2 separate regions of the Homo sapiens genome follow, and region 1 is linked to region 2. A link is a contact called in ENCODE Hi-C or POLR2A ChIA-PET data. All regions are on one chromosome and are shown on one strand. The core of a region is the stretch at or near the end of the contact, and the rest is flanking DNA. Distances in the headings are between cores, read along the strand shown.

Evidence for each region. A loop is a pair of places that touch in the nucleus more often than their neighbours do. ChIA-PET counts read pairs that join two places held with the same protein, here RNA polymerase II (POLR2A).
Region 1: a loop to region 2 is called in a map of HepG2, with 37 times the contacts of the local background. The contact joins two enhancer-like sites. A Hi-C loop is called at or near these places in 1 of 168 maps with a recorded cell type or tissue (HepG2). POLR2A ChIA-PET finds 5 or more read pairs at or near these places in 1 of 52 experiments (naive thymus-derived CD4-positive, alpha-beta T cell).

The regions. Positions count from the first base shown.
Region 1 is chr17:43,450,215-43,456,673 of GRCh38, forward strand. It overlaps MIR2117HG (MIR2117 host gene), which reads left to right. Exons shown (of 2, transcript NR_146952.1): 2 at 683-983. Among named protein-coding and RNA genes, the nearest start is that of MIR2117, 8.6 kb to the left of the region's middle. RefSeq lists enhancers at 2,273-3,047, 3,629-4,128. Within about 2 kb of position 3,262, at least 6 of the 41 ENCODE cell types and tissues checked have a DNase peak (open chromatin) inside an H3K27ac peak, as active enhancers do.
Region 2 is chr17:42,732,283-42,738,421 of GRCh38, forward strand. All of the region lies in intron 1 of EZH1 (enhancer of zeste 1 polycomb repressive complex 2 subunit), which reads right to left. Among named protein-coding and RNA genes, the nearest start is that of EZH1, 9.7 kb to the right of the region's middle. Within about 2 kb of position 1,997, at least 3 of the 41 ENCODE cell types and tissues checked have a DNase peak (open chromatin) inside an H3K27ac peak, as active enhancers do.

The sequences.
Region 1 (6,459 bases), core at 2,012-4,511, 720 kb after region 2:
GTGACCTGTGCAGTTAAGCAGGGCCCCATGTTTAGAAGGACCCCCTGCTTGATTTAATGCTCTGCTGTCACCATTTAAACGTCTTAATAATTTAGAAACAAGGAGTCATCCTTTTTTTTTTTTGAGGCAGAGTTTTGCTCTTGTCGCCCAGGCTGGAGCGCAATGGCGCGATCTCAGCTCACTGCAACCTCTGCCTCCTGGGTTCAAGCGATTCTCCAGCCTCAGCTTCCCAAGTAGCTGGGATTACAGGCACCTGCCACCACGCCTGGCTAATTTTTGTATTTTTAGTAGAGACGGGGTTTCACCATGTTGGCTGGGCTGGTCTCAAACTCCTGACCTCAAGTGATCCACCCACCTCGGCCTCTCAAAGTGCTGGGATTACAGGCATGAGCCACCATGCCTGGCTGGATTCATACATTTTATACTGGCCCCTGAAAATTCTGTAACCAGCCCTGAGTGTGTGCCATGGTCCACATTCCCAATTCTTTATGTTGAACCTAGGTGATTCGCCAAGTTTATTCTGTTCTTTCTGGGGCCATCCCAAAATCCTTAAGGAGGCTATGGCAACTCTGTCCCAGTGTCTTACAGGCCCACCAGCCAAGATATCTGAAAACACATACAGATAAAAAGTTTGCTTAAAAAAAATCAGTTACGGCCTCTTCCCGGCCACCATCCCATCTAGGAAGTGAGGAGCGTCTCTGCCCGGCCACCCATCGTCTGAGATGTGGGGAGCGCCTCTGCCCCGCCGCCCCGTCTGGGATGTGAGGAGCGCTTCGGCCCGGCCGCGACCCCGTCTGGGAGGTGAGGAGCGTCTCTGCCCGGCCGCCCCGTCTGAGAAGTGAGGAGACCCTCCACCTGGCAACTGCCCCATCTGAGAACGGCATTCCAGATTTTTCTGCAGTCCAGAATAGAGCACCACCACCATAGCATTTCAAGCTCATTCTAAGTTCATCTTATCAATGACAAGAGGAGACACGTTGTTCATTCATGTATGAGGTAGTACTTTCCAATTGAAGACATTGCTTTGAAAGAGACTGCCAAATTGGTTTCATTGAGAAGGAATGAAAGAAGCTAAAAGGCTTTCACCTGAGATTTGACAATAGCCAGAAAACCTCTGTTAATAATGAATGTTTCCCTATCTGCAAAGTGAAGATATGTTTCAATGCTTCAACGCATAGGAAGTCTGTAGAACAGTGCAAAGAATATACAGGCATACCTTGAAGATATTACAGTTTTGGTTCCAGACCATCATAAAAAGGTGGATATTGCAATAAGGCTGGAGTGCAGTGGCGTGATCTCGGCTCGCACAACCTCCACCTCCCAGCCGCCTGCCTTGGCCCCCCAAAGTGCCGAGATTGCAGCCTCTGCCCGGCCGCCACCCCGTCTGGGAAGTGAGGAGCGTCTCTGCCTAGCCGCCCATCGTCTGGGATGTGAGGAGCCCCTCTGCCTGGCTGCCCAGTCTGGAAAATGAGGAGCGTCTCTGCCCGGCCGCCATCCCATATAGGAAGTGAGGAGGGCCTCTTCCCGACAGCCATCCCATCTAGGAAGTGAGGAGCGTCTCTGCCCGGCCGCCCATCGTCTGAGATGTGGGTAGCACCTCTGCCCCGCCACCCCGTCCGGGATGTGAGGAGCGCCTCTACCCGGCCGCGACCCTGTCTGGGAGGTGAGGAGCGTCTCTGCCCGGCCGCCCCGTCTGAGAAGTGAGGAGACCCTCCGCCTGACAACCGCCCCGTCTGAGAAGTGAGGAGCCCCTCCACCCGGCAGCCTCCCCGTCAGAGAAGTGAGGAGCCCCTCCGCCCGGCAGCCACCCCGTCTGGGAAGTGAGGAGCGTCTCCGCCCGGCAGCCACCCCGTCCGGGAGGGAGGTGGGGGGGTCAGCCAGCCGCCCCGTCCAGGAGGGAGGTGGGCGGGTCAGCCCCCTGCCCGGCCGGCCGACCCGTCCAGGAGGGAAGTGGGGGGGTCAGCCCCCCGCCCGGCCAGCCGCCCCGTCCGGGAGGTGAGGGGCGCCTCTGCCCGGCCGCCCCTACTGGGAAGTGAGGAGCTCCTCTGCCCGGCCAGCCGCCCCGTCCGGGAGGGAGGTGGGGGGGTCAGCCCCCCGCCCGGCCAGCCGCCCCGTCCGGGAGGGAGGTGGGGGGGTCAGCCCCCCGCCTGGCCAGCCTCCCCGTCCGGGAGGTGAGGGGCGCCTCTGCCTGGCCGCCCCTACTGGGAAGTGAGGAGCCCCTCTGCCCGGCCAGCCCCCCCGTCCGGGAGGGAGGTGGGGGGGTCAGCTCCCCGCCCGGCCAGCCGCCCCGTCCGGGAGGGAGGTGGGGGGGTCAGCCCCCCGCCCGGCCAGCCGCCCCGTCCGGGAGGGAGGTGGGGGGGTCAGCCCCCCGCCTGGCCAGCCTCCCCATCCGGGAGGTGAGGGGCGCCTCTGCCTGGCCGCCCCTACTGGGAAGTGAGGAGCCCCTCTGCCCGGCCGCCACCCCGTCTGGGAGGTGTGCCCAGCAGCTCATTGAGAACGGGCCATGATGACAATGGCGGTTTTGTGGAACGGAAAGTGGGGAAAGGTGGGGAAAAGACTGAGAGGTTGGATGGTTGCCGTGTCTGTGTAGAAAGAGGTAGACATGGGAGACTTCTCATTTTGTTCTGTACTAAGAAAAATTATTCTGCCTTGGGATCCTGTTGATCTGTGACCTTACCCCCAACCCTGTGCTCTCTGAAACATGTGCTGTGTCCACTCAGGGTTAAATGGATTAAGGGCGGTGCAAGATGTGCTTTGTTAAACAGATGCTTGAAGGCAGCATGCTCGTTAAAAGTCATCACCACTCCCTAATCTCAAGTACCCCGGGACACAAACACTGCGGAAGGCCGCAGGGTCCTCTGCCTAGGAAAACCAGAGACCTTTGTTCACTTGTTTATCTGCTGACCTTCCCTCCACTATTGTCCTATGACCCTGCCAAATCCCCCTCTGCGAGAAACACCCAAGAATGATCAATAAAAAAAAATAAAAAAGAAAAAAAAAAAAAAAAGAAACTATCCAATCCTCAGCCTGCTCGGCTGCTTACTCTGTTTCACCCATGCCTTCTGTGAAAACAACAGTAAAGGTTTTGCCCAGGGAAAAAAAAAAAAAATCAGTTACTGCTCGGTTCAGTGGCTCACGCCTATAATCCCAGCACTTTGGGAGGCCAAGGAGGGTATAAAGAACGTGGCTGTGTGTTGGTCAAGGATAGGCCGAGGTAGGATGTTTACATCCTGCATAACTCGCAGGTGTATAACTCTACATATTATCACAGCCATATAGCCATAACATGGGAAAGCCCTCCCTTGGCCCTACGCCACTATGGTCTGTAAAGGTATAATTGCCCTGCTGACACTGTACAGGTGCTCACACCCAGAGAAAGAGAGAGAGTCAAAGCTGTCCATCTTGAGATGGACAGGAGGGAGCCAGGACACAGCTCAGCTCGCTCGTGCCCAGAGAGAGAAAGAGTTAAGCCGCTAACCCTGAAGGCAAGGGAGAGCCAGCTGTGTGCAGCTGCGTGTGAGAGCCGTTGTACTAAGCAGCTGAGACAGGGAGGATAGTGTGAGAAAGTTGTTAATGAAAGTTGCTGCTGAATAAAATAATCTTTCACCTGCCTACGGCCTCCTGAGTATTCTTTCTGCTCATCCACCCACTTCCCTCAGACCTCAGCATGACAATTGGCGTAGTCATAGACCTAACAGCGGGCAGATCACTTGAACTCAGGAGTTCGAGACCAGCCTGTCCAAGATGGTGAAACCCCATCTCTATCAAAAAGATACAAAAATTAGCCAGGCATGGTGGTGTGCGCCTGTAGTCCCAGCTACTCAGGAGGCTGAGGTGAGAGGATCACTTGAACCCGGGAGGCAAAAGTTGCAGTGAGCTGAGATTGTACTACTGCACTCCAGCCTGGGCAAGAGAGTCCCTGTCTCAAAAAAACAAAAAAAACAAAAAAAACAAAAAAAAAAAGAAAAGAAAAAAAATCAGTTAAGTATAGATATATTTCAAAATTCAAAAAGTACAGAAGGCCAGCCTGGGCAACATGGAAAACCCCCTACTCTACAAAAAATACAAAAATTAGCTGGGCATGGGGGTGCGCACCTGTAGTCCCTACTTGGGAAGCTGAGGTGGGAGGATCACCTGAGCCCAGAGGTTGAGGCTGCAGTGAGCCGAGATTGCGCCATTGCACTCCAGCCTGGGTGTAGGTTAATACTTCCCTATTATTCCCTAGTTTTCTTTTTCTTTATTTTTATTTTTATTTATTTATTTATTTATTTATTTATTTATTTATTTATTTATTTATTTTTGAGACGGAGTTTCGCTCTTGTTGCCCAGGCTGGGGTGCAATAGTGCAATCTCGGCTCACTGCAGCCTCTGCCTCCTGGGTTCAAGTGATTCTCCTGCCTCAGCCTCCCGAGTAGCTGGGATTACAGGCATACGCCACCACGCCCAGCTAATTTTGTATTTTTAGTAGAGACAGGGTTTCTCCATGTTTGTCAGGCTGATCTCAAACTCCTGACCTCAGGTGATCTGCCTGCCTCGGGCTCCCAAAGTGCTGGGATTACAGGTGTGAACCACCGCACCCGGCCTATTCCCTAGTTTTCTTGTTCCCTTTCTGCAGAAGCAAGCACTGCTACCCATCTCTGAGCATCTTGCAGAAAGTCTATGCTTTGATGAAATATATGTACATATCTCCATATTTATTGTTCTTTACCAGATGGTGGGATAAGTTGTACACTATTTTGAACCTTCCTCTTTTCACCTAACTATGCATTTTGGAAAGAATTCCAAGTCATCATATAAATCTATCTCATTATTTCTTTGGTAACAATTTCCTGTTGTTTGGATTTACCATAATTCACTTCACAGGTCCCCTATTGATGGACACTTAGGTTATTGCCTAACCTTTCCTTCTATAAACAATGCTCTTAGAATAGGCTTGCCAGATTGAGCAAATTAAAATACAAGCTGCCCAGTGTTGAATTTGAGATTCGATTTTTTTATTTGAAATTTCAATTTTGAATTTGAAATGCAGATAACAAGGAACACAGTAGAACCCCCTTATCCATAGTTTCACTTTCTGGGATTTCAGTTACACATGGTCAGCTGCAGTCTGAAAACATTAAATGGAAAATTCCAGAAATAAACAACTCATAATTTTTAAATTACATGCTGTTCTGACTAGTGTGATGAAATCTCACACCTTCCCACTGTGGCCTGCCTGGGACTTAAGTCACCCCTTTGTCCAATGTATCCATGCTGTATATGCTCTTTGCCTGTTTGTCACTTTTTGTAGCTGTCTAGGTTATCAGATTGACTATTTCAGTATTGCAGTGCTTGTGTTCAAATAACCCTTATTTTACTTAATAATGACCCCAAAGTGCAAGAGTAGTGATGCTGGCTTATTGTCATAATTGTTCTATTTTATTATTGTTGTTGCTAATCTCTCTTACTGTACCTAATTTAGAAATTAAACTTTATCATAGGTGTATGTGTGGGGAAAAAAACATAGTATATAGAGGGTTTGCTACTATCTGCAGTTTCAGGCATTTACTTGGGGTCTTGGAAAGCATCCCCCCACGATAACAGGGGACTACTGTAATTCCTTAGTATAAACACGTTTCATACTTATGACCCAAAAGGGTAGGATATTTGAGGAATAGTAATACTAAACAAAATGTTGCTGTTTATCTGAAATCCAAATTTAATAGAGAGACCTGTATTTTATCTGACAACCCTATCCTAGAACAAAGCCTGGTACATAGTAGGGGCTCAGTAAAAATTTATTGAGGCAGAGTGCTGTGGCTCAAAACCTTTGGGCACTTTGGGAGGCTGAAGTGGGGGAACTGCTTGAGCCTAGGAGTTCGAGACCAGCCTGGGCAACAAAGCGAGGCTCATCTCTATACAAAATTAAAAAAAAAAAAAATTAGCCGGATATGCTGGCATATGCCTGTAGTCCCAGCTACTTTGGAGGCTGAGGTGGGAGGATCGCTTGAACTCAGGAGTTTGAGGCTGCAGTGAACTATGATTGTGCAACTGCACTCCAGCTTGGGCAACAGAGACCCTGTCTCTAGAAAAAAAGAAAAAAATGAATGAATGAATAAATGATCCCTCTCCTGAATGAAAGCCCGTGAGGGCAGCTACTTTGTTATGTCCTCTGCGCTTTCTTCAATGTTTCTTAGGCATTTGTTCAATACCTGGACAAATGCTGTAGTGAATGTCTTCATGAACGCTTCATTTGGCCCACGAGAGAATATGTTTGTAGAATAAATTCATTTGTTTGAATGCCTGATGGATTCTGCCTAATTGCCCCTCCACAGGCCTCCAACACTTCTTAGCCAAGTTGTCCAATTGTATTCCTGCTGTCACCTAAAGTCATTTAACCTTTGGGGAACTTCCTCCCTGAGGCTGCCCTAAATGGGGTTAGGAAAGGAGCTGAAAGTGCCAACCCCATTATACCACCCC
Region 2 (6,139 bases), core at 747-3,246:
TCAGATCCTATCTCTATTTTTCAAAATTTTCTTTTGCTGTTGTTTTTGTTATTTTTTAAAGGAAAAGAGGCTGGGTGCAGTGGCTTACATCTGTAATCCCAGCACTTTGGGAGGCCAAGCTGAGAGGATAGCCTGAGCTCAGGAGTTTGATACAAGCCTGGGTAACATGGTAAGACCTCATCTCTATTAAAAATCAAAAACATCGGCCGGGCGCGGTGGCTCACGCCTGTAATCCCAGCACTTTGGGAGGCCGAGGCGGGCAGATGATGAGGTCAGGAGATCGAGACTATCCTGGCTAAAACAGTGAAACCCCGTCTCTACTAAAAATACAAAAAATTAGCCTGGCGAGGTGGCGGGCGCCTGTAGTCCCAGCTACTTGGGAGGCTGAGCCAGGAGAATGGCGTGAACCCCAGGGGGCGGAGCCTGCAGTGAGCCGAGATCGTGCCACTGCACTCCAGCCTGGGCGATAGCGAGACTCTGTCTCAAAACCAAACAAAACAAAACAAAATCAAAAACATCATCCGGGCATGGTGGTGCATGCCTGTAGTTCCAACTACTCAAGAAGCTGAGGTAGGAGGATCACTTGAGCCTAGGAGATCAAGGCTAGAGTGAGCTACTGAGATTGCACCACTGCGCTCCAGCCTGGGCAACAGAGTGAGACTCTGTCACGTGCAATGGCTCATGCCTATAATTTCAACACTTTGGGACTCTGAGACCAGCCTGGGCAACAAAGTGAGACACCATCTCTACAAAAAAAAAAAAAAAAAAGAAAAAGCCAGGTGCGCTGGCTCACGGTTGTAATCCCAGCACTCTGAAAGGCCGAGGCGGGCAGATCACCTGAGGGTGGGAGTTTGAGACCAGCCTGACCAACATGGAGAAACCCCGTCTCTACTAAAAATACAAAATTAGCCGGGCGTGGTGGCGCATGCCTATAATCCCAGCTACTCTGGAGGCTGAGGCAGGAGAATTGCTTGAACCTGGGAGGCAGAAGTTGCGACGAGCCGAGATTGCGCCATTGCACTCCAGCCTGGGCAACAAGAGCAAAACTCTGTCTCAAAAAAAAAAAAAAAAAGGTCTGGGCGCGGTGGCTCACGCCTGTAATCCCAGCCAGCACTTTGGGTGGCCGAGGTGGGCGGATCACGAGGTCAGGAGATCGAGACCATCCTGGCTAACATGGTGAAACCCCGTCTCTTCTAAAAATACAAAAAATTAGCCTGGCATGGTGGCAGGCGCCTGTGGTCTCAGCTACTCGGGAGGCTGAGGCAGGAGACAGCCGTGAACCCGGGAGGTGGAGCTTGCGGTGAGCCGAGATCGCACCACTGCACTCCAGCCTGGGCGACAGAGCGAGACTCCATCTCAAAAAAAAAAAAAAAAAAAGGCCGGGCAGGGTGGCTGACGTCTGTAATCTCAGCACTTTGGAAGGCTGAGGCAGGCAGATCACGCGGTCAAGAGATTGAGACCAGCCTGGCCAGCATAGTGAAACCTTGTCTCTACTAAAAATACAAAAAATTAGCTAGGCATGGTGGCGGGTGCCTGTATTCCCAGTTACTTGGGAGGCTGAGGCAGAAGAATCGATTGAACACAGGAGGTGGAGGTTGCAGTGAGCCGAGACAGCATCACTGCATTGCTGCCTGGTGACAGAGCGAGACTCCATCTCAAAAAAAAAAAAAAAAAAAAAATCATCAGCACGGACAAGAAAACAACAAAATTTAACCCATTACCACACATATACCACAATAAGCTCATGATTATATCTCATGCACATGGATTTTTTTTTTTTTTTGAGACGGAGTCTCGCTCTGTCACCCAAGCTGGAGTGTAGTGGCACGATCTTGGCTCACTGCAGCCTCCACCTCCCAAGTTCAAGCGATCCTTGTGCCTCAGCCTCCTGAGTTGCTGACATTACACCACCATGCCCGGCCAATTTTTGTATTTTTAGTAGAGACAAGGTTTCACCATGTTGACCAGCCTGGTCTGAAACTCCTGGCCTCAAGTGATCTGCCTGCCTCAGCCTGCCAAAGTGCTGGGATTACAGGCATGAGCCACCGCGCCTGGCCAAAATAATGGTTTTAAATTGCAATCCCTCTTCCGTTCCTTTTTGGCATTCATTTTCCTTTTTTCCTATTTTCCTTTTTGAAATAGTAAGCTTAGGTTTCTCCACGTATTTGAAAATGAAGATTACCAGCTGGGACAACATGCCAAAACCCAGTCTCTACAAAAAAATTACAAAAATTACCCGGGCATGGTAGCCTGTGCCTGCAGTCAGTCCCAGCTACTCAGGAGGCTGAGTTGGGAGAATCACCTAAGCATGGGGAGGTAGAGGCTGCAGTGAGCCATGATTGTGCCTCTGTACTCCAGCCTGGGTGACAGAGTGAGGCCTTGTCAAAAAAAAAAAAAAAAGTAAAGAAAGAAAGAAAGAAGGAAGGAAGGGCTGGGCGCAGTGGCTCACACCTGTAATCCCAGTACTTTGGGAGGCCAAGGTGGGCGGATCACCTGAGGTCAGGAGTTCGAAACCAGCCTGGCCAACATAGTGAAACACATCTCTACTAAAAACACAAAAATTAGCCGGGTGTGGTGGTGGGTGCCTGTAATCCCAGCTACTTCGGAGGCTGAGGCAGGAGAATCGCTTGAACCTGGGAGGCAGAGGTTGCAGTGAGCTGAGATCGCGCCACTGCACTCCAGCCTGGGTGACAGAGTGAGACTCGGTCTCAAAAAAAGAAGAGGAAAGAAAAGAAAAGAAAGGAAGAAAGGAAGGAGGGCGGGAGGGAGGGAAGGAAACAGAAAGGCAGGGAGGGAAAGAAAAGAAAAAAGAAGTATTAAGTAATGGAATAGAACATAATCTACAGATGCTGTCGTGTCTGGCTGGCTGTGGTGGCTCATGCCTGTCATCCCAACACTTTGGGAGGCTGAGGCGGGTGGATCACTTGAGGCCAGGAGCTCGAGACCAGCCTGGCCAACATGGTGAAACCCTGACTCTACTAAAAATACAAAATTTAGCAGGCCATGTTGGCACACACCTGAAACTCAGCCATAAGATGAGTTTTCACCACAGCTGGACCCTAACCAACAATTATCATATCAAAGTTAAAAAAAAAAAAGGGAACAAATAAAAAACTTAGCATTCACTAGAACAGGCAGATTTGGAGAGATGGATTCATTGGTGTTGGGCAAAGGGAGTGGCACACAAAAAAATACTTTATATTTCTACCAGATCTATTATTTAGTTACTTACACATGCAAAACAGCACTTATATTCCAGTTAGGTACTTAGCTAGTACTTAACAGCCTTTCATTATGTTCATCTACACATTGAAGATAAACTCCAAAACATATGCTGTTTTGATCAAGAAATTAAAAAATATTTATATAAGCAAGTCCTATAGCTCAATAATAAGACAAATCACCAATAAAAAGTGAGCAGAAGGCTGGATGTGGTGGCTCATGCCTGTAATCCCAGCACTTTGGGAGGTCAAGGCGGGTGGATCACAAGGTCAGGAGTTCGAGACCAGCCTGACCAACATTGTGAAACCCCATCTCTACTAAAAATACAAAATTAGCCAGGCGTGGTGGCGTCTGCCTGCAATCTCAGCTACTCAGGAAGCTGAGGCAGGAGAATTGCTTAAACCCAGGAGGCAGAGGTTGCAGTGGGCCAAAATCGTGCCACTGCACTCCAACCTGGGAGACAGCGAGACTCCGTCTCAAAAAAAAAAAGAGCAGAAATTTGAACAGCTATGTCACCAGAAAAGATACAGGAATGGCAAATGAGCACACAAAAGGTTGCTCCATATCATTAGTCATTAGGGAAATGCAGATGAAAAATACAATGAGATACTATTAAACACCACTACCATGGCTAAAATGAAAAAAGACTGATAATACAACTTGTTGGTGAGGACGTGAAGCAACTGGAATCCTCATACACTGCTGGTAGGAATGCAAAGTGATATAGCCACTGTGGAAGGCAGTTTGCCAGTTTTTCAAAAATAAAGCTGAATATATACTTACCACAGAACCTGGCATACAATTTCTAATTATTTATCCAAGAGAATTGAAAACCTATGTCTCCACAAAGATCTGTACCCAAATGTTCATATTTATTTATAATAGCCAAAAGTGAAAACAACACACATATCAATGGATTGGCTAATGGATACAAAATGTAGTGTGTATAGATATATACACACACAATGGAATACTATTCAGCAACAAAAAGCCATGAATAGTTTCTATACATTCACACCACATCTCAAGACCATTAAAAGACTATGCTGGTTGAGTGCAGTGGCTCACGCCTGTAATCCCAGCACTTTGGGAGGCTGAGGCAGGCAGATCACTTGAGATCAGGAGTTCGAGACCAGCCTGGCCAACATGGTGAAACCTCATCTCTACAAAAATACAAAAATTAGCTGGGCATGGTGGTGTGCACTTGTAGTCTCAGCTGCTTGGAGGCTGAGGCAGGAGAATCGCTTGAACCTAGCAGGGCAGAGATTGCAGGGAGGTAGAGATTGCAGTGATCTGAGAATGCGCCACTGCACTCCAGCCTGGGGAACAGAGCGAGACTCTGCCTCATTAATAATAATAGTAATAATAAAATGAAACCACCATACTAAGTGAAAAAAATAAGACGCAAATAACTGCATATGATTCCACTTAAGATGTTCTGCTGGCCAGTTGCAGAACAGGAACTCCCTGTACTAGCTTTACAATTTTTTTTTTTTTTTGAGACAGAGTCTCGCTCTGTCGCCCAGGCTGGAGTGTAATGATGCAATCTCGGCTCACTGCAACCTCCACCTTCTGGGCTCAAGCGATTCTCCTGCCTCAGCCTCTTAAGTAGCTGGGATTACAGGCACATGCCACCGCGCCGAGCTAATTTTTGTATTTTTAGTAGAGACAGAGTTTCACCATGTTGCCTAGGCTCGTCTTGAACTCCTGACCTCAGGTGATCCACCCGCCTTGGCCTCCCAAAGTGCTGGGATTACAGGCGTGAGCCACCGCGCCCAGCCTACAATTTTTAAAATAAATCTAAAACTATTCTAGGGCAGGCGTGATGGCTCATGCCTGAAATTCCAACACTTTTGGAGGCTGAGGCAGGTGGATCTCTTGGGCCCAGTTGTTCGAGACCAGCCTGGACAACATGGTGAGATCCCATCTCTACAAAAGAAATACAAAAATTAGTTGGGCATGGTGGCGTGTGCTTCTAGTCCCAGCTACCAGGGAGGCTGAGGTGAGAAGACAGATGGAGCCTGCACGATCAAGGCTGCAGGAGCAAGCTGTGACTGCGCCATTGCACTCCAGCCTGGGTGACAGAGTGAGACCCTGTTTCAAACAAACCAAAAACAAACAAACTATTCTTTCTTTTTTTTCTTTCTTAAAAAACAAACTATTCTAAAAAATAGAGTTTATTTTTTAAAAAGATTAATCATTGGAAATACGAACCACTTTATTTACTGTCACATCTCTACAGGAAAAGAAAGCTATAAAAATGTAGCAATCTTTCCCCAGAAAACTGGATCTCAATTTGCTGCAAAGGCTAAAACTAGAATGTAGTCTGTCACTAGGTGGAAATGGGAAAACATTACTGAAATTGTATGGCAATAAAAAATTTAAGGAACGGCTGGGTGCGGTGGCTCACGCCTGCAATCACAGCACTTTGGGAGGCCGAGACAGGCGGATCACGAGGTCAGGAGATCAAGACCATCCTGGGTAACACAGTGAAACCCCGTCTCTACTAAAAATACAAAAAATTAGCTGGGCATGGTGGCGGGCACCTGTAGTCCCAGCTACTCAGGAGGCTGAGGCAGGAGAATGGCGTGAACCCAGGAGGCGGAGCTTGCAGTGAGCCGAGACGGTGCCACTGAACTCCAGCCTGGGCGACAGAGCAAGACTCTGTCTCAAAAAAAAAAAAAAAAAAAAAATTTAAGGAACAAGTTCTTAAACTTAGAGAGACTGAGATCAGAATACAAAAGTTCCAAACTATTAAATTTTTTCATCTACATAAGGTGTCCCTTTGCAGAAACAGCTTCTTTGTCTTAGGGGCAAATTCAGTGTCTTTGATAGTTTCTCTTGAATAATAATTTTATTAACCAGCAAGGCTAAGTAAGCCTTTGGAGGCAGATGGCACTACAGATTTTTATTTTTT